2 separate regions of the Homo sapiens genome follow, and region 2 is linked to region 1. A link is an interaction called in ENCODE POLR2A ChIA-PET data of the cell type or tissue named here. Cell type or tissue: MCF 10A. All regions are shown on one strand. Links, peaks and the distances in the headings refer to the core of each region. The heading gives the core; the rest is flanking DNA.

Region 1 (8,715 bases), core at 3,722-6,221:
AGAATATAAAGCAAGCTGCTTAAAATATATAAAACTCTAGAAAGCACCAGCAGTGTCGCAAAGGACTAACCCGATTTATCTATCTTCATTACTTTAAGAAATGCTGCCTCTTTGTTTGTTTGGGTGATATTAAGCATGCTTAACTTGCACACATAGTTGATTCCTTTGCTAGTATCTTGGATACTTGGATCTGACTTTGGAAGGTAGAAGCTAATTGCTAATAATGGAGAGAAAGGAACCAGTCAGCATGGCAGAAGTGGTCTGGCATATGGGGAATGAGCACTCAGAAATACTCAATATTCAAGTTTCCAAAATATTAATGAGATTATAGCAACCTGCAGCTATATGTTACAGCTTGTTAATGGAGTGTAAGAGAGCGAGCTGCCAAACGTTTGTTATGCAAACTCCATAGAAGAACCTTAAAATGGAAATGTGATTGTACATCTCTTTCAAAGAAATGCCAGCAATAAAAAAAGAAAGAAAGAAATAGAATGGAGAGAAAAGGGGTTAAAGCTCTCATTTGAACTTTGATCACTCAATTTACCACAGTGATTTGACTTTTCTCGCATGTCTTAATGGGTTAGTAAAATGTATCCCCCCTTTTCAATCAACTGTGTTATAATATTTCCAGTTCTATATTGTTATAAAGACTATATCAGTATAGTATTTCGGATATTCCGTTATGGTTGTTTTTCTCTTGAGGAGAAATGTAAAGAATGTCCTTAAATGAAGCTGGTGTTATTTTCAATTCCTATGTAATGCCACTAATATTTAAAAGTATAAATATCCACCTACTGTGGTGGTACAACACCTCCCCACCAACATTTAGATAGCTGTAGCTCTTATCTATTGATTTCCTCAGAGAAAAATTATGAGAACATTGACCTAGCGGCCAGGAGTACTAAGATCAGTTCTGGATATTGACACTTTCTAGCTGTGTGATTTTGGGGGCAAATTAGGGACAGCAGTTTCCTCATTTATGAAAGATGTGAAGGAAGATGTTCCTGATGTCCTTTCTGTTTTGCAATTTCTATGAGACAATGAAAAATATTAACGTTGGACAAGGTCTTTCTCCTCTTTGATTGACACAAAATGAACAGAAATGGTTTTGAAAAATGAAACATAGATTTTCTTTGAGGAAAAAAGAAATCACCTTTTCCTTCCTCCTGTCCTTTTCTGAGCCAGATTCAGAACAGGTAAAATGAGTCTAGGTCCTTGTCACATGCATGCGAACACACTAAGCAAATAACTATAAAAATATGCGTGCTCTCATCCCGCAAGGTTGCTGTATGTCCATACCTGTTGGGTCTGCTTATTGAGAGCGAAATGGAAATGTGTTAGAAGCAATCGCTTGATTTATTCAGCAGCCCGAAGATTCCTGATGTTTATCGTGAGCACGGCAAACTCGATGGGTGCAAAAGGTTATCTAAGGGACAGGTGCATTATTTCTGCCCTGGAAAGTGTCACCAGCCGCCTGCTCGCTTCTCCCAGAGAGCTGGCGGACGTTCTCTGCATCTCTTGGTCGGCTTCCGCTGAAAGCCACAGATACCCAGGTGGTCAGTAAAAAGCTGGTTCTGCAGTTTCTTACTTAAGGAGACCAGAACCTGCGCTCCCTAGTGCATTACTCTTTCTGCAAACCCAGTTTGTGGCGCTTTCCTTTTCTTTTTGGCGCTTTTCTCTTTTCAAGGTGCTAGGAGGAGAAGAGGATGCAGGAGTGATTATACTAACCTTCCCTTGCTCTTTTTGGTGCTTCATTTCCCAGCAATTTGTTATCCCAGTGAGGCCTCAAAAGATAAAAGACTTGGCTTAAAATCAGCGTCTCAAATTCAACGATGTTTATCCAGTGGAACGTTGCCGAATATTTAGTTTAATAAGTAGTCCTACTCTCGTGTTTGCCAAATTTATTTTTTTAATTCCACTTTCTTCTCTCTCTCTCTCTCACTGTCTACACACACACACACACACACACACGCACACGCACGACTATTAGCTTTTCCAAAACCTATGATCCTGAGACCCAGAATAGGTTTTTCCTTAGTGAGAACACCTGAGGTGAGAGTGACAGCACCGTTTAGTTTATGCAATTGACTCAGAAATGTAGTTGAATATTTTCTACATAGAAGCTAATTTAGAAAGACAAAATAAAGACAGACATTAGCTTCTACATTGGGAGAAACAGAATTGTGTGAAAAGAAAAAAATGAGTGGAGGTCAACAAATTCCCAGGGCAACTACACACTTCTAATTTTTGAATCAATTAATCCCATTCCTTTTTTTCCCTCAAGTTTTTTTCTGTTATCATCTTTGTCTCTTCTGGTCTTCTTCTCCCAGAAGAGAGAGAGAGAGAGGCATAGACAGTGTGCACTGCGCTTGACCTATGTGAAAAATTTTCAGCTTGAGTAGGTTTTATGAGTGGACATAGCTAACCCTGGTAAAGTTAACTACTCCAGGCTAGGTTCTAGCAAACCTAAAACTTATGGCCTCCCCCCCTTGCAGATGTTGTTGGGGCAAGGAGTAAAGAAGACTGGGAAGATCCTGGCCATCAAAGAGGCAAAACTGTGCTGCAAATTTGGAAGAAGTTTTATCTCACAATTTAATTATTGACTTGAGTGCTTTTCTTTGAAGGGGTTTTGATACTACCTGAAGGCACCAAGTTTACAACATTTTTCTTCAAAACTGTAAGATCGCATAAATGACATTGAATAGAAGACTTAACTCAATTCTTCAAAGTCATTCATTTGAAAATTGTTTTCAGTAGTTATACTCAAGGAATAAGTGACAAAAGGCTTCTTTTCACATTTATTTTAATCATTTGCAAAACAAAATACATTAAACAAGGGCAGTTGGCTTTGCTAAATTAAAATAAAATGATCTCGAGTAGAAAACGTAAAAAATGAATCAAGATAAGTAGAAATGGTAGCAAACAATAATAAATAAGTTTTCTAATATTAACAAAGCAAAATAAAATTGACCAAATGCGTTTGACACTACTAGATTTTTTTTAATTTTTCATTTTTTAAACAAACATTTGCAAAGAGCTTAAGAATTATAAGTGGCTGTGTTTAAAAAAAAAAAAACTGGTCTGCAATTGGCAGTTGAGTTTCTCCTGGAGCCACCACCGCAGCAGCGGCTGATAAAGTGCGTGCGCGGAGTTTCCTAAAAGACGCCAACGTTCTCGCGATCGGATGCACATACTGGGTATGTTTATACAATATATAAACCTTAAAGTTTCTTGTTTTCTAACAATTCCATAGTCAAAAGTTATCCACTTTGGAAGCACTAATTTTGCGTTTCATTGTGCATTTTGGAAAACAACTTCGGAAGACTAAATCTCCCACACTTGAGTGCGCAACACACAAGGATGGATGCCCAGGGCGTAAAATAAATTAAACCCAAACCAGTGACAGAGAAGATGCGACGTTTTAGCAGCGTATTGGCAGCAGGGAACTAGAATAATGATGCCATATACGGGTACCTACAATTATACCGTATCTATCTAAAGGGGGAGCAGAAGGTGGGCGGAAAGGACACAATTTTAACAGAAAGTTTTCATCAAACAATATGGACCGTAGGAAGTTTGGAACAGCGGCGGCATTTGCAAACCATCAAATGTAGCTGCCATCTGAAGCCAAGTCGTTGCTAAACAACGACCATCGCAGAGCAAAAATTAAAGGGTGCGGGGATCTTTAACCGCGGGGCTTCCCGCGCACTGGGAAAGGGCAGTTTTGTTTCTGTCTCAGTTTTCAGGCTTCTGTCACCTTCCTAACTTGCCTCATCCGAGTCACTGTAATGGGAATGGGGGGAAAATTCCCCGTCGCTTCTGTGGGACCGAGGCGAAGTTTTGCTGTTTTCCTCCTGCACTGGCTGCAAGATGCTCCCGGGGAGAGAAGGAGACAAATTCTTTTGCGCCATCATCGCTGTCAGGGCGCTGTCCTCGAAAGTCGAGAAGTGCAGAGCGTCCAGCTGCACCGAGTACCCTCCCGCAGAAGCTGGGGCTGAGAAGCGAGTCCGGCAACTCCCGGGCGGGGTCGGCCGCTGGCTCCCTCCGGAAGCCTGCTGAGCCCCAGCTGCGGTCGCGTTGCCCGCGCCCCCTTCATAGGAGGCCGCGGTGCGAAGGTGGTGGTGGTCGCTTTTGCAGGAGGCTGGAGGCGGCGGTGGCTGTTCCCCTCCGCTGGGCGTTTGTAGCAGCTCGGACAAGGCGTTGATGTAGATTTGGGCCATCTGCAGGGTCTCATATTTGGACAGCTTCTTGTCGTTGTTGAACGACGGGATAACATTGCGCAGCTGGTCGAAGGCGTGGTTCAGCCCATGCATCCTGCGCCGCTCCCTGGCGTTGGCTGCTAGCCGTCTCTGCTTCTGCACCCCATTCACCTGTTTGCTGGAAGGGGCCCGTTGGCGGCTGCAGCCCAGCTCGTCTACCACCACCCCGCCTTTCAGCTTGCACAGCTGTTCCCGCACTTTCACCGGCCCGGGGCTCTTGCTGCTGCTGGCACCGCCGCTGCTCCTCCTTACCAGCTCCCCCCGGCCGTCCACCTCGTCCCGGGGCGCAGCGGCCTCTGAGGCACCCAGCTCCGGGGAATGTAGCAAATACTGGGCGGCGCGTGCCGTGCAGATGCCCTGCAAAGTGGGAGCCAGCCAGGCGCGTGGGTCGGTGCTGTCCAGGAGGGACAGCTCAGGCGGGTAGACGGGATGCTCTCTCGCCTGCAAAGTTGCAGGTGGCTGCGGCGGCGGCGGCGGTTGCGGGAGATGATGCGGCTGGGGCTGGCGATGGTGGTCTCCCAACTCCTTCACTTCAGCCCACTCTTCTGCATGCAGCAGGCGGGACATTGCACTGCAAAGGCTCGGAGGCTCAGGATCGGAGGCAGCACTGGGACACCAGCTCAACCAAAAAAAAGGCCCTTTCCGGGTCTCTTCTGCAACGTCTTATTTTTTTTTCCCTCCTCGACCCTCCCCCACCCACTCGGAGATCACACACCAGGTCGCGTGCAACTATGCTTCTCCGGTTGCTGAAGGCGCTGCGCCCCTTTAAAAAGCGGCACGCGCCACTCAGTCTCCCCCCGCTCCTCTCCCAACCCCCTCCTCGCGCCGGTCGCGTGTCTTCTCAGCCAATGGAGGGCGCGGGCAGGCGCGTGCGAGCAGCCAATCAAAGAGTTTTTACACCCCGAGAAAAGTTCTTGTGTGCAGAGGACTCCCAAGCCTGCTCAGGTTTTTTTTTTTTTTTCCTTCTTTTAAATTCGTCAGATTCATATGTTAATTGCAGGGCTGTAATTCGACTCCGGTGTGTGTCACCACCCCGGCGGCTGGGGTGCGGGAGCGGTGCGGAGCCGGCTCTCGGCTGGTGCCCAAGCTGACTCGGGTCAGATGTGCACGACCGCGGGCGGCTCTGGGCGATTCTGGACCCGCCAGGCGCCCAGAAGCCACTCAAAGCAGAGAGAAGGCCGCCTACCCTGTGCTGCCCCCAAGCTAGGATCACAGCTCCCACTTCTGATGCCCAAGCATTTACGATTTCTCATGTATAATAGGATGTTTGTATTTATGTATGCAGGTATTTATAAATCTCTCATGCATGTTCATAGATATATAACTGCTACATGACGTCCATCATTTAAGATTGCTGTTGGAATAAAGGGGGAAAACCCACTCGTCTCAGAGTATGTTTCTTACTTTTGCTCCATCTTTTCATTTTTTACTTCAGATCTCTTAGTTCGACTTCGTCATATGATCTTTTTCTTAATGGAAAATAGAGCTGCGGTGTAGTGATAGCACACCAAATTCCAGATCCCCCAATTCTCTCTGTCCCCTTTCCCCAGCACCCTGCGGCCAATTAGGATTGTAATCTGCCTAAATCTCTCCGTTGAGTGTAATTTAGGGCCAGAATATTTTACGGTATTATGCAGAGTTTCAACACACACAGTAGGACTCCTCATTAAATGCCCAGCCAGGGGAGGGTGCCCAAAGTAAAATGAAAGGCGCCTGCATTCCCTGCAATCCTTAACACTTTCAAGGCACAGAAGTCCCAAGTTACCTACCCTTTTGCCTCGATCGCCCTCTCTTTACTGCGGGCTCGTGGCTTCCTCAGTTTAACCTCCTCCCGCCCCTCCGTTTAGTTAGGGTGGGCTTCCCCTTTCCAGCCCCCACCCCCACCCCACTCCGCCCCATACAATCAGGGAGGTCCTTGGCAAGGGGGGGAGGCCAATTCCCAGGTGAACGCCCCCTCCGGTCCTATTAGCCTCGGCCTAGTCTATTCACAGCAAAGAGCCAATCAGAAGCTCATTGGCCCTGGGCGCGCCCCAGCTTGCGCCCAGCGCGCCCTGGCTCTGGCTCCGGGCGCTCTCCTGCACCGCCCCTGGGGCGCGGGAGTGCGATGCAACCTGTTGATGCTACTGTTGCTTTTACTTTCCCAGTGGCTGTAATCCCGAAAGGAGTCTCATCCTCTAGGAGAGATGTTAAAAAAGAGCCCAAGAGATAGCTCCCTGGAATATGTCTTTGCAATGTCCAGAGGCAGTTGAATGTTGTTTTCGCAAACATTTGCCGGGGCTTGATCTAACCTGTCATCTAGAACTCCTTGGGCAGTAGATTTTCTGGGACTGGACTGGACATATCCTATAAAGATACAGAATGGCAGAATAGGGTGCTAAAATGATGTTTAAGACATTATTCTTCACCTGTTTCTTCTTCAACCTCGTCTGTTTGCTGGTGTCTAGGAATAGTCTTGGGCGTATCTTACGTGCCAGAAACTTCAGAGCTTTATTCTTGTGTGAATGTTTGGGCTCTGCTGAAATAAATGTTAAAGACACACAAAAGCAACAACAAAAAACAAACCTAATCTGAAAACCATCCATGAGAACAAAGAAAAAGAAAAGGCCATCTAATGTATTTTTTTTTTTTTGGGCAGAAAATTCTCCGTTTGGTGATTGAAGTGGGTGTTATTGAAATCGACTAATAATGCTGTTACTATAAATAGTGCTACCATATAAAATGTGCTTCTTGAGAAAATAATTGCTAGTAGCTGTAGATGCTTAAGTAGAACTTTCAGAGAGACAATTAACTGTCATCTATATATGTATGGCAGTGTAAGCAGCTAGTGCCTGGTAGTATCGGTTGTCTATATTGCATTTTTTTCCCTATACGTCCACTTTTTTTTCCAACTCTATCAGCTGAAAATTAATCCCGAAATTCTTTCACATAATGTCACTACCAAATGTGTAGGATGCCCAAATTTTCCTTGAGCTTGCATCATCCAAACTTTGTGCTTTAAATTTGATTGTATAATACACAATATTCACTTTCCTTTGAGTTTCAACAGTTTTATGGGCTGTAGTGAAATATTTGCTGAATATATAGAATATTGGTCCTAATATGCCAGGGTTACATATAACCTTTAGTATTATTACTTTTTTGAAGCAAACGTCAATTTTTAGGTGAGTAAATTAGAATGTTCCAGTAATGTGAGGGACAGTAAGAGTTTTGGTAGTTTACGGTGAAATATATTTATTTGGCCCTTAAAATAAGTAGGGACCTATTCTTCTCCTCCCTCCCTCCCTTTTTCTTCTCTTCTTTCTCCCCCATTAGGCAGAGCTGAGGAAGCTTGTCATCTGAACTGGGGAAGGGGGCACAGGGCCTTGAGCATGGGGTTGGAGTCTGAATAGTGTGATCAGGACATCCTTAAGGACAGTGTGTGTCATAGGATGTCAAAACACCTGTATTAGTTCCTTCTCACACTGCTTTGAAGAAATACCTGAGTCTGAGTAATTTATAAAGGAAGGAGGTTTAAATGACTCAGAGTTTCACATTGCTGGGGAGGCCTCAGGAAACCTACAATCATGGTGGAAGGCAAGGGCGAAGCAGGCACCTTCTTCACAGGGGGGCAGGATGGAGTAAGTGCAAGCAGGGGAAACGCCAGGCACTTATAAAACTATCAGATCTCATGAGACTCATTCATTATCACGAGAACAGCATGGGGGAAACTGTCCCCATGATCCAATTACCTCCACCTGGGGCTGCCCTTGACACGTGGGGATTATGGGGATTACAATTCAAGGTGAGATTTGGATGGGGACATAGGGCCAAATCATATCAACAACAAATTGAGTATCTGTGGGAGCTGGATGATGGCAGCAGCAGCACAGCCTGAGGTATCACAGTTTAAGCAGAGAGAGCTTCTAGTGTGTGTGGGCAGCCAGATTAGTTACATACAGAAGGATGAATGCAAAAAAGTAAATATTTGAGGAGAACGAGAATAGATTTCTCACTGTCAGAGAAGGGAGTTGCAAATATGGAAATGGAGGAAGCTGTGGTGATAGATTTGAATTGGAGGTTTGAATATGAGTTTCTAGTTTTTAATATATATGAATAGATGATATAGAAATAAATATATATAAATGTCATGCCTGTGTGTGTGTGTGTGTGTGTGTGTGTACCTATGTATTTTGTAGTTCTTTTCACTCTCAGTGTCTCAGTGCCTGAGATTAGCAATTGAACATATCTAGCTCCCAGATTTCAGTTTCTCAATAATGTTCTGCACTAAAAAGAGCTAGGGTTCTTGGAAAAATCATTTGATTTCAGGGATGAAGCAGAAAAAACACAAGATAACAAAAACCTCTTGTTTTCTCAGAAATAAGGAAGTGTTCAAAGAATGATGGAGACATGTCAAAGTACTGTAGAAGCTTGCTTGAAGCAGCTTCCGCTGACAACCCGTAGGACAATTTGAGTATCA
Region 2 (2,500 bases), core at 1-2,500, 430 kb before region 1:
AATTTCTTTCAAAATATAGTTGTATTTATTTTTCAAAAGGAGGCACTGAATACTTCATATGTAAAAGCTATATCAGAACTAGAATTTTTCAGATAGATAGCTGAAAATATATATTCTATAAAACATGACAAAAAATATTTTTAGTGGAAAGGATGAGAAAGTCCAAAAGCTATTTGAAATACTTGGGGCAAAAATGAAAATCCCATAAGCCAGAACTAAATCTAGGAAACTAAAATAAAACCATCTATTAGGAAAATACCACACGATTTTTATTCATGTCATCCTATTTAGCATATTTTTCCAAGTTATGACAAGAATCACATTAACAACTCTAAGTAATCACTGTGATCACAGTATTTCTAAGTTCAGCAAAAAGCTCAAGCAATAGTAATTAAGTGCTTTTTGGATATACTAAGATAACTAAATAAAATACAGTTTATAGCAATATACATTTTCCATATTTATCCTAGAATAACTTGGAAATATACAAAATATCCAATCTATTCTTAGCACTTCAAAAATGGCACTGTTAAATACTAAGTTTATTTGCATACTACTCTATATTTTTCACAGGGACAAAATTCATAATCACAATATGATCTCCTACTCCCCCTACTTTGTGCTTTTCAGGGGAAAGATCTATTCATAAGCAGCAGTATAGATAACAATCAGTGTCTTAAGGAGGTTCTATTAGAACTTTTAGCTAAAATACTTTTATTTTTAAATGCAACCAAAAATTATAGGCCATAAACCAATCTCATGCTGATTGTAGTATGTGTGTGTAATACATTGAAATGTGAGAGAAACCCAACAAATTAATCAGGAAATAAGGAATGAACATACATTAGGTGCCATTTATGTGCTAGTAACTATTAGATACCTTTTATTCAGTAACTCATTAAATCCTCGTAACAACTACCAAGACTAGCCTACCAAATCTAGATGAAAAAACTAAGGTTCAATTTCCAACATCACAAAGCTGGGTAAGAGAAAAATTCCATGCCCTTTTCACTGTATAACTAGTACCTCCCTAAATAAAATAATTTAAGACCTTAAAAGTTCAAAATACACTTTTTTTTTTCTGTAACCAACTACCATTTCTTTTCTTTCTTTTTTTTTTTTTTTTTTAACAGAAATTACTGTAACTGTTGAATTATCTGGGAGATAGACACAGCCCTGTCCTTGTGGTCTACGAACATTGGGAAACACAAGTAACAATTTCAAGCATAACCTCTGGTATAAACAAGGGAAACAACAAAAGTTCATGGGCACTCATCACAAAAAGACTAATAAAATCTAAGACCTAGTAATTCCTTATGGAGTAAGAAGCCAGAAATAATAAAAGAACTGTTTTAATGGAAAGATAAATTCACATGTCAGAACCTAGAGAAGCAACAGACAAGTCTGAACAGGAAGGCAGTAAGGGTATGAATCATTTTAATGCGTTCTAAACTGAACTTATGGGCATTAAAAAGCTATTGAAGGGTTTTAGAGAGTTCCTGTTTAGAAAGAACTCTATGAGAGTAATGTGAAGAAGGCTTGAGAGCAAAAAACTATTAAGAAGGCTTTGAGTTGAGAGACAATAGTGGTCTGTGTTGGACACGGAGAAACTGATAAGATTCACGATCTTCAGGAGGTAGAACCCATTAAGTGTGGGGAGATGAATGAAGAGTTAAGCCTGACTCCCAGACTTCTGGCTTCAATGCTAACAGATTAGTGGTACCATCTATTGAGATTAAAATTTACCAAGATGGCAAAGGAAGTCTGTTTCTGGATATATTAAATTTGGGGCAGCTACCAAATTTTCGAGAAAGAGCCAGTGGTTAGTTAAATAAAGATCTGTATCTTAGGGAAGAGATGTAAGCTGGAGAAAAAGATGCCACACAGGTGACCATCAAAGTCAAAGATGCTGATGAGATTACCTAAGGAAAAGCACATGAAATTGGAGATTAGAAGACTGAGAGCAAAACCTTGAAGAACACCAACATTTAGAAGCATTTAAAAAGACAGAGCAAGAAGAAATGTAGGATGTGGTATCAGAGAAGCCAAGGAAGAAATAATTTCAAAAAGTGAAGTGTTAAGTTTTAACTGCCAAAAAACAATAAACTGGCCGGTTGTGGTGGCTCACACCAATAATCCCAGCATGTTGGGAGGCCAAGGCAAGAGCACTGTTTGAGCCTAGGATTTCAAGACCCGCCTGGGCAACATGGCAGAACTCCATCTCTACCAAAAATACAAAAAATTAGCCGGTGTGGTGGCACGTGCCTGTGGTCCCAGCTACTCAGGAGGCTGAGGTGGGACGATGGCTTGAGCCCGGGAGTCAGAGGTTGCAGTGAGCCAAGACGCCACTGCATTCCAGCCTGGGTGATAGAGTGAGACCCCGTCTCAAAAACAAACAAACAAACTTAATCTTTCACCAATTATAATGAATTTATATAAAATACACCACATGGTAAATAATTTCTATAGTATTTCTCATGGACAGTTCTGAGTAATTAAA

The links. Peaks named below come from ENCODE experiments on the same cell type or tissue, not always from the same donor. Only the 100,000 strongest peaks of a DNase experiment are listed, where the experiment ranks them.
Region 2: POLR2A ChIA-PET joins it to region 1 with 5 read pairs; 1 of 35 experiments calls an interaction of 5 or more read pairs at or near these places.

Annotation. Positions count from the first base shown.
Region 1 is chr4:93,825,038-93,833,752 of GRCh38, reverse strand. ATOH1 (atonal bHLH transcription factor 1) reads right to left here and starts at 5,000. Exons shown (of 1, transcript NM_005172.2): 1 at 2,789-5,000. The coding sequence starts at 4,826. The coding sequence ends at 3,762. RefSeq lists an enhancer at 6,178-6,883. In MCF 10A, for the core only: no CTCF peak of the experiment used is centred there; a DNase peak (open chromatin) is centred at 5,272.
Region 2 is chr4:94,261,518-94,264,017 of GRCh38, reverse strand. The region is part of intron 9 of SMARCAD1 (SNF2 related chromatin remodeling ATPase with DExD box 1); the gene reads right to left. Among named protein-coding and RNA genes, the nearest start is that of SMARCAD1, 55 kb to the right of the region's middle. In MCF 10A, for the core only: no CTCF peak of the experiment used is centred there; a DNase peak (open chromatin) is centred at 1,407.